Regions from separate parts of the Mus musculus genome. Here region 2 is linked to region 1. A link is a loop called in an ENCODE intact Hi-C map of the cell type or tissue named here. Cell type or tissue: heart. All regions are shown on one strand.

Evidence for each region. A loop is a pair of places that touch in the nucleus more often than their neighbours do. Peaks named below come from ENCODE experiments on the same cell type or tissue, not always from the same donor. Only the 100,000 strongest peaks of a DNase experiment are listed, where the experiment ranks them.
Region 2: a loop joins it to region 1, with 2.3 times the contacts of the local background. A loop is called at or near these places in 2 of 42 quality-filtered maps.

The regions. Positions count from the first base shown.
Region 1 is chr7:83,123,273-83,131,272 of GRCm38, reverse strand. No RefSeq gene overlaps it. Among named protein-coding and RNA genes, the nearest start is that of A530021J07Rik, 21 kb to the left of the region's middle. In heart, a CTCF peak has its summit at 4,881 (motif pointing left); no DNase peak of the experiment used is centred here.
Region 2 is chr7:82,710,990-82,718,989 of GRCm38, reverse strand. All of the region lies in intron 15 of Efl1 (elongation factor like GTPase 1), which reads right to left. Among named protein-coding and RNA genes, the nearest start is that of 4933406J10Rik, 41 kb to the left of the region's middle. RefSeq lists an enhancer at 1,898-5,122. In heart, a CTCF peak has its summit at 3,153 (motif pointing left); no DNase peak of the experiment used is centred here; H3K27ac peaks cover 1,196 bases.

The DNA of each region.
Region 1 (8,000 bases):
CTCCTAACCTGCACCTCTGACCTGCCCTTTCTCATAGCACATAGTAGCATTGTCCTGCGGTATGGAGTCATTCAAGGCCATGTCTCAGGGCTTCTGGCTTCTGATCTGTGACTGCAGACTTTTATCTCTGTGGCTACTAAACATTACCTGGATTCCCCCAGAGCCAGAGCACTGAGATTCCACTCACTCATGGGACAGACACTTGACCAAATGATTTACTAAATGAATCACGTCTGTCACCACTTTACCTACCAGCATTTAGTAGCTCTAAGAACTTTTATGGTAGAAGCTGAGGAGACAACTCAGCAGTAAAAGTACTTGCTTCCAACCCTGAAAACCTGAGTTCCATTCCCAGAAAAGATATGTGTAAATGGAACTTTTATTCATTTAATGTATTTGTCATCTCAGAGGATTACTCCTGAATTAAAACACCGTCTCTAGTTCTTTACGAACTCTGGTTGGCTGTTTCAACTCACCTGTTCAGGCTAAAGCTACTCGCCAAACTGACTTAATCAATCTGGCTTCTCTCAGCTTCTCACTGAATTGCTCTGGTTGGCCGCAAATTAACTCTTGCAATTTGTTCTAATCTTCTGGCTCCTTCTTATTACCTGGCTTCAGGTGCCTCTGTTGGTCTACACTGAACGCATGGACTCATGAACAAACTTAAGCCCATTGTACTGCACTGACTCAGCTGACTCTCTCTCCTGTGCTACTCTTACATAGCCTTCCTTTCTGTCCTGTTCTTGTGAGAGTTATAGTTATATCCTATATCTGACTCATTCTGTCAAATCTTTCTCTGATTTGTTACTTTGTCCCTCAATTAGGTGTTACTTTTAAACACAGCTGCTTCCTTCTACAAATTAGTTATACCTTAAAAGTGTGTACTAAGGGGTTATATGTATTCCAGCCAGAGGGATTAATGGTGTTTGGCTTGTCTGCATTCCAGCCTGATCACATAGATCTAGGTATTTGGATGCCATCTCTTGCTAGAGCAGCCATGTTGCTAGATTAAAATTTCTCTACAGATATGAAGGAAAGAGCTGACTCCCAACCCTTGTCTTCTGACCTCCACACACACCACTATACGTACAGCCTCCAAACTAAATAAACAAATGAATGCAGGAAAATTGTTATGGTTTGATTATAAAGGGTCCCTTAAGACTCACAGTTTGGATGCTTGGTCTGTAGCTTGTGGTTCAGTTTTAGATGACTATGGAAATGTGGAGATAGGAGCCATCTAGAGACACTAAGTTACTAGAGCTAAACCTTGAAGGTTTCACCTGGTCCTCAGCCCCACCTGCTATTCCTTGTCAGATATAAGCAGATCCACCATGCCTTTTTGTCATGATGAACAGAACCTTCTGGACTATCAGTCAAGTATTTGGTCACTTTGAGCAGATACATAGTACAAGAATATCTCCCCTTTAGTGGTATGTTATGAAATATGACTTCTATGTATTAAGTATTTTATACAAAAAAATCAAAATCTCAACCTTAAGAGAATAATAATTTGCAAATCTTTTAAAACTTATTTCAGTTCATGTTTTCCCCAACCTTTCAGCATTAAAAAAAAAGTATCCTTTCAAACTTTCTCTGCTATTGTTAACATATTTGAAACCTAAGGTACAACTATACAATCCGTATTTTCTTTTCAAAACATTTCCTTTGAGAAGTCTCCTTATTGATCCCCTGATTTGAATGCTTTAAGATCTTCCTTAGGTAGGACAATTAGCAATCTGTCTTCAGTTACCTCTGATTTATTTCACTTTTTTTTTATTTTGCTTTAAAAAAAAAAAAAAACCCTTAATGTAGAAGACAATGTTAGTGTGAGAAGCTAGCAAAGGAAAACCTAAAATTAAAAAGAAAATCATGAAGACCTTGGGACCTCCCTTTGAGCTAGATCCCACTTTGGGCCTGTCACTGGACCTTCTTTTCCTCAGGCTCCTCTCCATTTCCACCCCTGTAATTCTTTCAGACAGAAACAATTATGGGTCAGAGGTGTGACTATGGGATGGCAACCCCCTCCCTCATTTGATGCCCTGTCTTCCTGCTGGAGGTGGGCTTTATAAGATCCCTCTCCCTACTGTTGAGCATTTCATCTAAGGTCCCTCCCTTTCAGTTCTGGGAGCCTCTGACCTCCCAGGACTCTGGTGCATTCTTGGGGGTACCCCAAACCTCCTATTTCCTGAGATTGCCTATTTACATTCTTTCTCCTAGCCCTAAGGGCTTCAGTCCTTTTCTCTCACCCAATACCAGATCAGGTTCCCCTCTCCCTCCCACTATTACTGAGGCTATGGAGCACTCACAAAAAGGGACCTATCATGACTGCCCTCCGAAAGACCCAACAAGCAGCTGAAAGAGTCAGATGCAGATATTTGCACCCAACAATGGACAGAAGCAGCTGACTCCTGTTGTTGAATTAGGGAAGGCTGAAAGAAGCTGAGGAGGAGGGCAATCCTGTAGGAGGACCAGCAGTCTCAATTAATCTGGACCCCTGAGAACTCTCAAACACTGGATTACCAAACAGACAGCATACAACAGCTGATATGAGGCCTCCAACACTCATACAGTAGAGGACTTCCAGGTCTGTGTTCATTCAGAGATGATGCACCTAACTCTCAAGAGACTGGAGGCCCCAGGGAGTTTAGAGATCAGGTGGGGTGTGGGTGGGGGCATACACAGGGAGATGGGGTGGAGTGGGAGGAGGTGTGGGATGTGGATCAGTCAGAGGGTTGATGGGGACAGGGAACGGAATATGGAATGTAAAAAAATTAAAAAGAAAAAAAGGAAAAGAAAAAAAAATCGTGAAGAAGAAGAAAAAAAACACTCCAAAGCACCTAAAAGAAAAGTCGAAGGTACCATAGATCTTATCATATCAGAAGTACAGAACTTTGATTTATAAGAACAACTTTAATAAAGAAAACCTTAAATTTGCTCTACAGTCTCTCAGGTGGCAGAACAATATTTTACTGGTACACAATTTTAAAAACCCTATGGACTTGCTAGCCTCAAATGAACATTTATGGTAAACCAATTAAAATAATCATTCAAGCTTTTAAACTACACAAGTGCTATTGAGAAACACAACACATTCAGTTGTCATGGATGAGTGGAATTTTGACAAATTATTTGAGAATTCACTTCCATCAGATTGCCTAACTTTGTTAGTGTCGATTTTTCTGACACTGTTGCATAGTTTGCTCCCACTTACAACCAGCTTTCCCTGGCCATTGGTCCTCAGGTGAGTCACTCTCCTATCTTTCACTCTCACCAGCACTTACTGGTGCTGAACTGGCTTGAACTTACATCCTGACCCAGCACACAGGCATCTTTGGATCAGTCAGTCAGGTTGGGGTCCTTGACTCAGGATGTGGCTGGGATAGTGGTTGTGCACCATAGCTACTTCTGAGTCCATGTCAATCAACCCTCACCTCCATTATTTCTTTAGGATCTGGACCCTTTCTCTCAGCTTAGACTACAGCAAGGACTGTGTTGAGTCCAGCCTCAGAAGTCATGCTATGGCAACCGAGGACCTTGACTCTAGAGACTTTGGTGTTTGAAGCAGTTATTCTCCTCCTTGCTCTGATCGTGTCATCCCAAGGCTACAAAAGAGAAGCCTAGAGATTTATCTGAAACTGCAAAGTGTCTTCTATTAGCCTAGTACAGGGGATGGCAATTCAGTAGGGAGAAAAAGACACTGATAGAAATCCTGGCCATCAAAGCTCCATCTGAGATACCACAAGTGTGTGACCCCAGCACACAGTCCACTCCTCAGACACCAGTTCCTCTCACTGTCCAATTAAGGATGAAGTCAGTCAGGCCTCTGAGACATTTCTCAACTTTAGGTATTATTGTCTTCTAAGTAATAGCTTGGCCGTCATTCAGAAAATCAGGACTCTCTCCATAAATCACACATCATCAGTGCTAACCATCCTCTTTGCCTCTTTCACTGTCTGTGCTTGAATGTACGACAAATTAACTAATGAACTCCAGAAGCACTACAGCTTTAGAAATGCTACATCAACGGTAGAGATGTTAGCCACAGTAAGTCCAACAAGGCTCTGTGGCAGACTCTTGACTCTTCAACCCATCACTCTTCCTATGCTTTTTCTTTTTTAATGTGGCCATAATTTTATAGATTGTCTGGTTTCGTTATATCATTCCATAGCTCAGTTACTCACCCTCAACACTGTTGAGATCTGGGTCTAGATAGCTCACTGTTGTGTGTTGTGGAGCATTTGACAGCATCCCTGACTGCTACAGGGTAGAGAAAATACATGCCTCTCCTCAAAGTTGTGACAACAAAAACAGTTTCTAGACAGTCTCAAATATCACCTGGAGGCAATGTTGCCTCCACCTGTGAAGCAAAATTACACAAAAACAAAACAAAACAAGATAGGAACCTAAAATGTAAGTCAATCATGATTTGTGTATGTTAATTTCTCTTGTTTTTTAGAAGTTAATTTTCAGGTCAGAAAATATCACATTAATACACAAAATATGAATTAAATTTTGGTTTCCAACCTATTTTTTAAAATGATTTCTTTTGTGTTATGGATATAAGTGTTTTGTCTGCATGAATGTAGGTAGAGCTCCGGCATGCCTTGTACACAAGGAGGCTAGATGAGGGTATGAAGGTCCTCTGGAGTGGGAGTTAAAGATGGTTGCTCACTGGCCTGTGGGTTCTGGGTCCTCTGGAAGAGCAAGGACTCTTCACCAGCAAGTCATCTTTACAGCTGAGTGTCAGTGAGCAACCAGCATGATTCCTCTGAACCTCCACGGATTTACACACAATGTAGGGTCGTTGAGGGGAGGCGGTATTACATGTGAGGAATGGCGTGCTTACCAAAGCAGTTGTTAGTTGCTGTGGTGCCACCTGTTGGCACAGTTTAATGTTACTCAGCTCTACTAGAACTTTCCAGTATATTTTCCAGAAGTGATGTGGGAAGGTAGTGTGGACTTTGATAATATGCTATTTAGAAATAACAAAAAGTAGCTAGGCAGTGGTGGTGATTATACTTAATCCCAGCACCCTGGAGACAGAAACAGGCAGCTCTCTGTGAATTTGAAGCTATCCTGGTCTACAAAGTGAGTTCCAGGACAACCAGTATGGTTACACAGAGAAACTCTATCTTGAAAAAAAAAAAAAAAAAGATGAACACAACAACCTCCAAAGATGGAGTTTCATAAAGCCTCATGAGATTTTTGCCTCATCACAGTACAAATATGTGTTTAAGATTGATAAATACATTGCCATCACAAAGACTGACACAGTAATATAGCATCAGGATAATATTCAAAGACTAAATAATTGACTTTTCACGGTTCACCAAGTGTTTAGACACTGCAAAGAGCTGAGGTCAGATTTCACAGGACTGTCCATTTCAAATTACTCTACTCTATTGGTCAACACAGATGTCAAGTCACCTCAAAGGGGTCAGTCTCCTGATGGCACTCATATTATCTGTAACTATCCCCTGATCCCTGGTGTGCACAGCTAGCCTGAATGAGCCAGTTTCCATCGAGAAATATGACTCAACCATGGCAATAGAGTAAATATGGATTTTTTTATGTCACTAGTAGGTACTTTAAAGTATAATGGTCTAAGCAGTGCAAAGCCCCACAGATGTGTGCTAGCTTAAGGAAGTGACAGACGATAATAAATTACCAGACTACCAGGATTTTAGCATAGCAGGAATTTGTCCACTCACGGTTATGGAAATCTAGAAATCTAAATGCTCACAGGGTTATGCTCTCCCCCAAAGAGTCTTTCCTCGACTCTTCCTAGCTTCTGCTGGCTCCTCCAGTCCTTGACATTCCTTGACTTATAGCTGCATTATTTCAGTCTCAGCCTCCATCTTCATACGATTCATTCCGTGGTTTAAACAAGAATGCCTCGAGTAGATTTGTATATTTAAATGTTTGGTTCCCAGTTAATGGAGCTGATTGGGAAGGATTAGGAGTTGTGGCCTTGCTGAAAGAGCTGTGTGACCTTGGGTTAGGCTTTGAGACTTCAAAAGTCCATGCTAGACCCAGTTTCTACCTCTCTCTCTGCCTCCTGCCTGCAGATGAAGATGTAAGTTTTGGCTACTGCTCTGGTGCCTGCCTGCCTGCCTGCCTGCCTGCCTGCCTGCCTGCCTGCCTGTCTGCTTGCCTGCTTGCCTGCTTGCCTGCTTGCCTGCTTGCCTGCTTGCTTGCCTGCCTGCCTGCCTGCCTGTCTGCTTGCCTGCCTGTCTGCCTGCCACCATGCTCCTCACTGTGATGACCATGGACTAACTCTCTGAAACTGTAAGCTTACCTCTAATTAAATGCTTTCTTTTATAAGCGGCCTTGGTCTTGGAGTTTCTACACAACAGTAGAATAGTAACTAAGCAACCTACTTCTCAGTGTCTCTTTGCATCCTTTCTTCTTGTAAGGACATGTTTCCTTGGATTTAATGCCCACCTTCATCCATTGTGATCTTGTTTTGAACCTAAGTTAATCACAACTGCAAAGGCCTGTTTGAAAATATGTTCATAATCAGACGTTTAGTGTGGACATGATTTTTTTTTTTTTTGTAGTGTGCAAACCATGGCCAGGTGTGAAGGTTTTAGAAACTGTTATCCAAACTGAGTGCTCTGTCTTTGATATAGATGTGATTTTTTTCTTGAAACTTGACAGGTAGAATAAAACTATTAAACAGCTTCCTTTAAATAGCCAGGAAAAGAGGTCGTGAAAGACACATATGGGAAACTAGTGAAGCCATAGCTAGTCTTGTCATTCAGGATTAGATAAACTCTCCATGGACATATATGCAGGACTAATTATTTGCAATGAGGAAAGATCAGTCAGTGTGTACACTTTGCCACCCAGGAAGGAAGAAACAAGTAAGGAAAATGTGTTTGAGTAAGCAGGAAGGAAGTTTTGGGGTGTAACAATGCTTTTCATGCTATCATTAGTCCTAGAGCTCGACTACTGCAGATACACACACATCTTTCCCCATTTTCTGAATGGGACCTTCACTCTTATATGACATCTTTCAACAATGATGATTGGTGAACCTCAGCACAGTATAGTTTTTAATCTTTTCCTTTACTGGGTGTGGTTCCATATAATTTCCACAAGAAATCCCACTCCAATATAAGAAACAGACGTCAATACATTTTATTGTAAACATTTTTCTATACTTAGATCTTTACCTCATTGTATATATTTTTTTTAATTCAAAAGGTAGGAATCTAATTTTGCTGATTTTGAGAATTTAGCATTAAATGCACATGTGTGGTGTGACTCTCCCTTTAACCAAGTTATCTTCTCTGGTTTGTGAAAGGGTAGAGCTTTGTAATAGTCTTTGCCACATGTGGCCAGGAAGCGATGCAAGAATATTTACTACAGTACAGTTCATAAGAGTAAACAGAACATCCCTCAAGAGTGAAATGAGTAAGTAACTTTGAATCTATTTGTGTAGCAATAAGAATAACTCAGTGGGGCCACAAGGGAACTCTTCAGTTAGAATGTTGTAAGAAAATTAAAAGTTTAGAATTCTGTTTTCTGGAACTATTTCATAGGAGTGATAACACACTGCACACAGAACAGTACTGTTTGGGTAAAATTAATAAACTCTTAATTATGAAGGGAGCTTCAAGTAGCCAGGAGGCGAATCGAGGATGAGTACCCAGGGATGTCTATTGTAATGTTTTGCTTTTGAAACAATAAAAAACAAAACCTAAAGTGATAGAGCTTCTTATGAAACTTAGTATCTCAAGGGGAAGGGGAAGAGAGACAGAGACAGAAACAGACAAAAAGACAGAGACAGATACACAAAAAGGCAAATAGATGGAAAGATAGACAGAATTGAAACATGTTCCATTAAAAGAAAAATGTATGGATAAGACAGCAAGATGGGTCAGTGGGTGGAGGTACTTCCCAACAAACTTAAAGACCTGAATTTATCTACTTTGGTATGCACAGTGGAAGGAGAGAACTGACCCCTGTAGGTTGTGCTGTGGCTTGAGTGCGCG
Region 2 (8,000 bases), 410 kb after region 1:
GCCAAACAAATGGCATTTTCTCATCATCAAGGTGTGTACCGCTGAGAGCCTGACGCTTTATTACATTTAGCAACAGTTAACTTGTCCTTATTTCCCCTAACCTGGAGGCACTTGGCTGGTATGAATTCTGGCCAAGTAAAAAGAGTTCTTTTTATCAGGGACTGCAAATGGCCTATCAGAGTACAGACCAGATTCTGTAACTCATACTCTACAAAAGGTCACTCTTTGCTCCTTGGGCGCATACCTGACTGATGGCTACCGGATACACCTGCCTGTCTGTAATTATACCGCTTCAAATAAGGACCACAGACTTGTTGAGAAATGCACACTCCTCAGTCAGCTAACCCTCACAAAGTCAGCAACTTCAGCAACTCTTCGCACTCCTCTCAAACTATTATCTAGTTTGTCCTCTCCCATATAATTCAAGGTCTTCTCTTTCTAGCTCTGGGACACACTGTTGGTACCTCACAGCTCGTGGCCACAGCAGCCAAGCCAGGGTGTCCCCAGCCTTCCTCTGCTTGGCACTTAGAAGCTGAATGGCCCGAGAGTAGACCTTCAACTAGGGGTCCAGCATGCTCAAGTGAGGTTGCTAGGGAAGCAAACAAGCTAAACGGATTCTTTTCTATGTGTCGGCTCAGTCAGGAGCACTGGGCAGACTGGATCCTCAGGCCAAGCTCAGTCCAGATCCCTTCCCTGCAAGGTTCCTATACAGTTCATATAGGAGAACAAACTTCAATCTTTCAAAGCCAAAGTACTTCTTAAGACCCATTCCGTAAGTTCTTGATCAGTACCTTTTGGCATAGAGACAAAAAGAATTAAGTGTCAGTCTCTAAGAATTTATGAAGTCGACATTTTAAATTGAAACATGAAGGACAACATTTTAATATGGGCTTATATTTAAAGGATGGTTTGAAATACAAAAGAAAAATAACTATGAATACAAATAAAAATTGAAAATGCCTTCTAAAAACTAAGACAAAATGGGCTTGAGTCGTCAAAACTAAGTAAGAGGAAGATGGCTCAGTGGGTAAGGGGACATGTTGATCTTTTTAAAATCAAGGGCTGGGGAAGGGGGTTCAAATGCTCCGCTTCCTCTGCAAATTCCCACACCCTGATTTCAGAATCTAAAAATTAACACAGCACACTGAAGAAAATGGAAACCAAGATACACAAAATTATCACATACATGCAAAGAACAGTTATACAGATCTGCTACATGTCAAAATTTTAATTTGGCAATGATTCTGTGGGTCTTAGAATAATTTTTACATAATTTAGAATTCCACATCTGCAGCTTCACATTACTTCTGAATTTGCTACAATCACTTTCTACCTTTTGGATTTTTTTTTATATATATATAAGATTCCATGGCATTGGCTTGGATGGCCTACAGCTCACTATACAGACCAGGCTGGCCTCAAACATGCGGCAGTTCTCATGCCTGAGCCTCCTGTATGCTGGGACGACAGGTGTGAGCCACCATGCTTGGCTGCTTGTTTGCATTAAAAGACACTTTTATATTATGGAGTAAAGTTAACATACTTCATGCCAGTTATACTCCTGTTTAGAGTAAAGGTTGTATTTCCAGTCTGTCACCCCAAAACAAACCTGGAGATGCATCAAAAATATACACAAATGTGGCTTTAAAATACAGAACTCAAAGCTAGAAAACACAGTTTCTCTAAAGAGTAATTTTTGAAAGGACTGAGGAAGTCCAAGTTACACTACTTGCAAACAAAGATGTTTAAGGCTGGGAACAGTATTGGGATACCTTGTGCCTAGTCAAATTGTGTATGTGTACTTGTGCATGTGTACATGCATGTGTTCAGTGTATGTAAAACATACATGCAAGCAGTACATACAAACACACACCCAGCCTCACTACCCACATGAGCTTCAGCACTGCTTTCCTGGAGGTGGCTGATAAAGGATGGACATAATAGTGAAGTTTGTGGGGAAAGCAAACCTTTTTGTCCATTTCTTCTTTACAAATAATTAATGCATCATCAGTGAAGTTTATTGTGACGCTTAATGAAATGAAACAAAAGTTGTTCACTGTACACCCAAAACAGAATGCTAAATAAATGCTGGAGAGATGTGGTCAGAGATAGGGCTGAAGTACAATCGGAATATCAGTTAACAAAGGACATGTAAATAAGAAACTACATAAATCACTAGTGAAAAGTTAGTAGTTATTTTTGAAAAATTCAAGGCTTGTGGCTTTAAAATAAGAAACAATCATGCGATAAACCAACTAGAATTGTTGCCGCTGTGGAGACCTAAAAGGAGCCGTTCCTGTTTCCACCCTGGCCTAGCCCTAGGGAGCAGCGTTTACTTTTGATTTTCAAGGCATATCTGATTTCTTCCAGCCATTACAGAGGCAAAGAATGAAGTGGATTTAGATGCAGCAGTGGAGGAGAACAACTTTGACTTCATCTCTGCACTTGAATCAACAGACCCAAATCCTCTGAAATGCGGTCACCAGTGCAATTATGTGCTGGCCTCCTGCACACTAACAGACAGTCATCTGGAAAGCATAAAACAAACCCAGCGACACTGTGCTCCCAATTGCACAGGAGACCGGGAATTAGCAATGTGTTACATTCTACCCCCTGAGCAGCACACAGTTTTACAAAGCCCTTTCCTACCAGAAACAACTGAGGGAGTCATAATTCATTTCCCTCAATGAAGAGGAAACCAAAGGGAAAGAGAACAGACCACTAAAACCATTCCTTCAAGAGAGGGGCGGAGGGATGGCACCAAAGAGATTTAAGTGGCTGCTTTGAAATCATTCTTCAGATTGAGACAGCAAGCTACTCTAGTCTCAGCTTTTCTAAATGACACAGTTGTTTTTTTCCCCCTCTTTTAAAGATTTAATTTTATTTTTTGACTGTCATCCATGCCTCTAGTAATAAAATGTTTGTTTTCCATGTACGGCTGTGGGTTAGGTGAGGGAACTGTTTATAGAAATGACACTGAGGAATTCTGGAGTGTCTGGTAAAACCCGACTCTATCAGCACTCGATGCCATTCATCATAGCACAGCACACTTGCAAACAGGGACCACGTTTCCTCTGGTGAGTACCTGCATAGTACATACTCCTGCCAACCAAGTTCTTTGTTCTTTTCTGGTTTGATGAAAATTTGGAGAAGGCTGCCCCCTTGTGTTCTTTTTGGTGCAGCTGCACCTTACCAGCCAGGTCTGGAAGCATAGACCTTTTTTTTTTTTTTTTTTTTTTTTTGGTCCTAGTCAGAGCCACTGTAATGCGACCACTGCTGGGGGGGTTTTGGAGAAGAATCAGGAATTCTGACTGGGACAGCTGTTTTGGATTTCTCTGGAGGCTGAGCCACAAACGACTAGTTTTTATGTACCTAATCAGGGTAAGGACTGCCTTCTTAAAGCTCCAGATACAGCCGTTCTTGTCTGTCAAATGTCTGTCTGTGTGACACTGACCTGAAAGAGTCCACGCATACAGGGTACACTGCACAGAAGGTACTAAAACCACAGAGCAACCAAATAATAGGACAGCCCATCTAGGAGCGCAGGAAAAGGTGGGAGGCTTCGAGAGAACCCCGACTAATTCAGGCAGAGTTCAAAGTACAGCTGTTCTGAATCAAGACCCCTTCCCCTCACAGTTAGCCTGCTGAAGGCCCCCAGCTGGGATAAGCTGCAGTGTTTCTCTTAGCAGTTCCTCTATCAGCTGCTGAGGTGGGACCTACAAATAATTTGGAAGACTAAACACACAGAGTGAAGAATCCACTCTAGGGAGCAGTGTAGACCCACACAGTATGGTGAGCATAACATGAATGTATGTGAGCAGATGACTAGGTTAGAAAAGTTGTGGGACCGTGAAAGGCAGCCTGTTTTTTGGGCTAGGTTCAAACTCCGGAGACCCAACAGATTAATCTTTGAGGGATGGAAGCCCATTTGCCATGCTCCCAGGCAAAGGCTCCTGACATAGGCTGTCCAGGCTCTACCCTCACAGTTACCTGACAAGAGCCAGGTATGCTCCTTCCCACAGTTACTCTGCAACAGCAAAGTAGCCTAGCCCACTATAAAAGGCCCCTCCTCCCTCTACTGCTTCTCTTGTTTCTTTTCTCTCACCTCTTGCCCTCCTTCTCCTCCCCGCTTCTCCCCTCTCTCCACGTGGCCATGGCCACTCTCTGCCTCTTTACTCTTCTCTCTCTCTCTCTCTCTCTCTCTCTCTCTCTCTCTGCTTTTCTACTGAAGCCGCCCACAGAACTAGCAGCCTGAGCTAACCAGACTCTTGCCTTCTCCCCCTACCCCTTTTCCTTTCAGCCCCAGGGCAGACTGAGGCTCTGGGCTCCCACCTGTTCTTAGCTTTTCAGCAGCGTCCAGTGACCTCCTGCAATGCCCAAGAGCTAGAACCTGTTGTCCCTGGGCTCCACAAGGCCCAGGGACCCCAGACTGCTCCGTGGCTTCCCATAGCAAGACGCCTACCCGTGTGCATGGAGAGCCCTGTGTCCGTCCACCCACTCAGAGCCCCGGACATCTGTTGGGATGAGGGTCATCTCTCCCATCTCCTTCATTTCCCCACGACTGGTGTCCAACAGTAAGTCACAAATGCTTGTGTTTTCAGAATTTAACTTGAAAAAGAGGATTTAAAAATATTTTTTTAAGTGACTAAATGCCAAGAATGATCTAAGACTGAGGAGATGTCAGCAGGTATATACAAACCTATGGATCTGAGTTTAAAACCTCAGAATCCACATAAAAGCTGGTCATGGTGGCACATGCACCCGTAACTAGCACTGTGTGGGCTGGGGACAGGAGGCTTGCTGGCTACCAGTCCAAGCCCAGGTTCAGTGAGAGACTCAGCGTCAGGCATAAATAAGGAGAGAGAAAGAAAGAACAGGAGACACTATAGCCTCTGGTCTGTGTATATGTGCACTGGATCACCAATCCACATGTGTGCATACATCCCCCTCGCCCCCTACAAAAGATGGTTTATATCCTACCTCCTCCAAGTCTCTCCATGTAGAATCTCAAGTCTATAGAAAGGTAGGGATTAGGGAGAGGCTCTGTCAATACAGGAAAAGGGCTCACACAAATGCCAGAGTCTGAAAAAAATGCAACTACATTAAAGGCCACCAGGTGCTTAAGAATGAATTCATGCCACTAACACAGCAGGTGGTCTCTCTAGAAGTTAAAAATAAGGGGCCCTCGGCTCAGGAATAACCAGCAGTAAGACAGGGAAGAGACCACATCTCAGGGATGCTCCTTGAAGGGAGTTTAGGCTGCTGCCGGGTGGCTCGGGTTCAGAGAGCTGGCCCAGAAGCCACGAGAAAGGTCTTACATAAAGTGGGAAAGGCTTCTTCCCCAAGACTGACACCAGGGCCATGCTGCCTGTTTAAAATTACTGTCCTGGTAATAATGAAGTTAGGAGGCCAGAACAACGCAAGCAGGGCTCAAGCTGCACACCGGTGTTCACTAGAAATGCTTCAATATTGTAAAGACTCTGAATCTTACCAAACCAATGATAACTTCACTCATAAAAATTATTATCTAGTATATATGCACATCTACACATAATGTGCTTATGCATATATAAAAGTCTAAGGGGTCTCACTAAGCTGAGAGCACACGCAGTAATCACTTACAGAGACCTGGCCTCTCTAGATTCTTATATATACTGAGCTTCATAGAAGAATGTGATCCTGAGTCTGTTCTGCAAACCAAACAAAATGTCTTAACATAGACAGATATGAACTAGAAAAGACAAAAAGGGTTTCAAGCTCACTCATATGCAAGGATGAATGTAGGAGTGTAGACCCAAAACAACAACCAGCTGAGACAAGCCAGATTCAAAAGTAACTTCATGGGGCTACCAAGATGGTTAGATGGTTAACAGCACTACCTGCCCTTCTAGAGCTTGGCCCAGCCCCCACCATGGCAGCTCACAACTGCCTGTTTACTCCAGCTCTAGGGAACCCAATATCCTTTTCTGGCTTTTAAGGGCACTCACACACATACACATAAAGATATAAAGTAAATCTTAAGGAGAAATGAATTACTGATGTCTTGGTTAGTTTCTGGTCTGCCTGAGAGAAGTTAGAGTTCTCTGGGGAGAGGAAACCTCAATTGAGAAAGCGCCCCATCTGGCATGTCTACCAGGTATTTTCCTGATTCATGACTGATGTAGGAGGGAGGGCCCAGTGCACTGCATTCAGTGCCACCCCTGGGCTGGTGGTCCCAGCTGTTGAAAGACAGCAGGCTGAGCAAGCATGGGCGCAAGGCAATAAGCAACCCCTGTCCACCGCCTCTGCATCAGCTCCTGCTTCCAGGTTCCTGCCCTGCTTTGACTTTCTGCTTTGGCGTCCCTAGTGGATGTACTGACTAGTCAGGATATGGGCTAAATTACCCCTTCCTTCCTCAAGGTGCATTTGGTCATGGTCTTTTACACAGCAACAAAAACCTAAAACTGAGACAAATAAAAATGATCAAAATTAAATAAGAAACTGGCAAAACACACCAGAATAGAAAATATAGCCCAGCAGCAGCACCTATACTGATTTTTTTGTTCTGTTTTGTTTGTTTTTTTCTTTCTGTTGAAAAGTGCTGGAGAATGAGTCAAGGGTCCAGTACAAGCAATTTTGAAAATTTACAAATAGCCAAAGTGGTATTAAAACAGTGGGGAAAGGAGCAGAAAGGTGACTCAAATGTGTTGTGCATCTGGAAAACCGTCAATCTGACCAAGTTTATATGATATCTTGCCCACATTCTAGAGGAGTGGAGACCAGCATGTGAGTTATATAGCATAAGATGTCAAAAGAGCAATGTAAGAAAGAATACAACTCTCCAATGCATGGTAGTGAGCTAGGGAATCTAAGGATGGAAACACAGTGACTCTTACAGCCCTTTGAGGATACAGTACAAAATAATCACCACGGGCCAACTAGCACTCGACTGTGACCGCTGAGTCCGGCCTAACTTGGTAGTCCTCTGCTTCGGGAACTCAAAGGGTGTGCCAAAGGCGTCTAGGACAACTCAGGCTGCCAAAGCCCAAGACCACACTCTTCTGTTGACACTGCGAAAGAGGGAAGAGCCAGAAGAGACTCAGAATTTCCCTGCTCGACAACCTTGCCTCTTTCAGTCCAGACACCAGGGGAGGAAGACACGTTAGTTTCAGTGTCCAACTGGAAAATTCCCAATAATCTTCCCATGGCTCTGGGATTAGATAATCTTACTTTACTAAAACACAACTGGCCAGGCATGATGGTGGATGTAATCTCAGCACTTGAAAGGTGGAGGTAGGAAAATGAAGACTTCAAAGCTACCTTCAGCTACAAAACATGTTTGAAGTCAGCTTTGGCTACATGCCACTCAGTCTCAATAAGAGAAAAGAAAAAAGCACGGGCGGTGGTGGGGCACGCCTTTAATCCCAGCACTTGGGAGGCAGAGGCAGAGGCAGAGGCAGGTGGATTTCTGAGTTCGAGGCCAGCTTGGTCTACAAAGTGAGTTCCAGGACAGCCAGGATTACACAGAGAAATCCAGTCTCAAAGAAGAAAGAAAAAAGCAAAACAAAGCTGTATAACTGCCTTAATATTCTTCAAGAAGAAATGTTCAGACAAGAGAGGCCTTTGCTCTTACCCACCAACATCTAGCATTTATTTTCATGTTTGTGTGGGGTATGCATGGATGTGCTCCCATGTGTGTGAGTATACATGTATGTGTGTGCACCGATGTGTGGAAATCAGAAGAAACTGCTCCTTTATTAACTGAAGCAACCTAGTGTAGCTAGCCAGCTTGCTTTGGGGATCCCATCTGTGTAGTCCCTCCGAAGTGCAGGAACTACAGGTGGATGGCATTGCCCACCTGGCTTATGCAGCTTCTGGGGGTCTCACTCTGGTCCTCATGCTGTGCAGCAAGTCACCCCACAGCCCAGTTCTAGTATGTTTATAATGAGGAGCTAAGCCTTCATCCTTTCTACGTTCCCTATGTGCCTAAGAACACTGTAAGCTTTAAAAATGCAGATGAC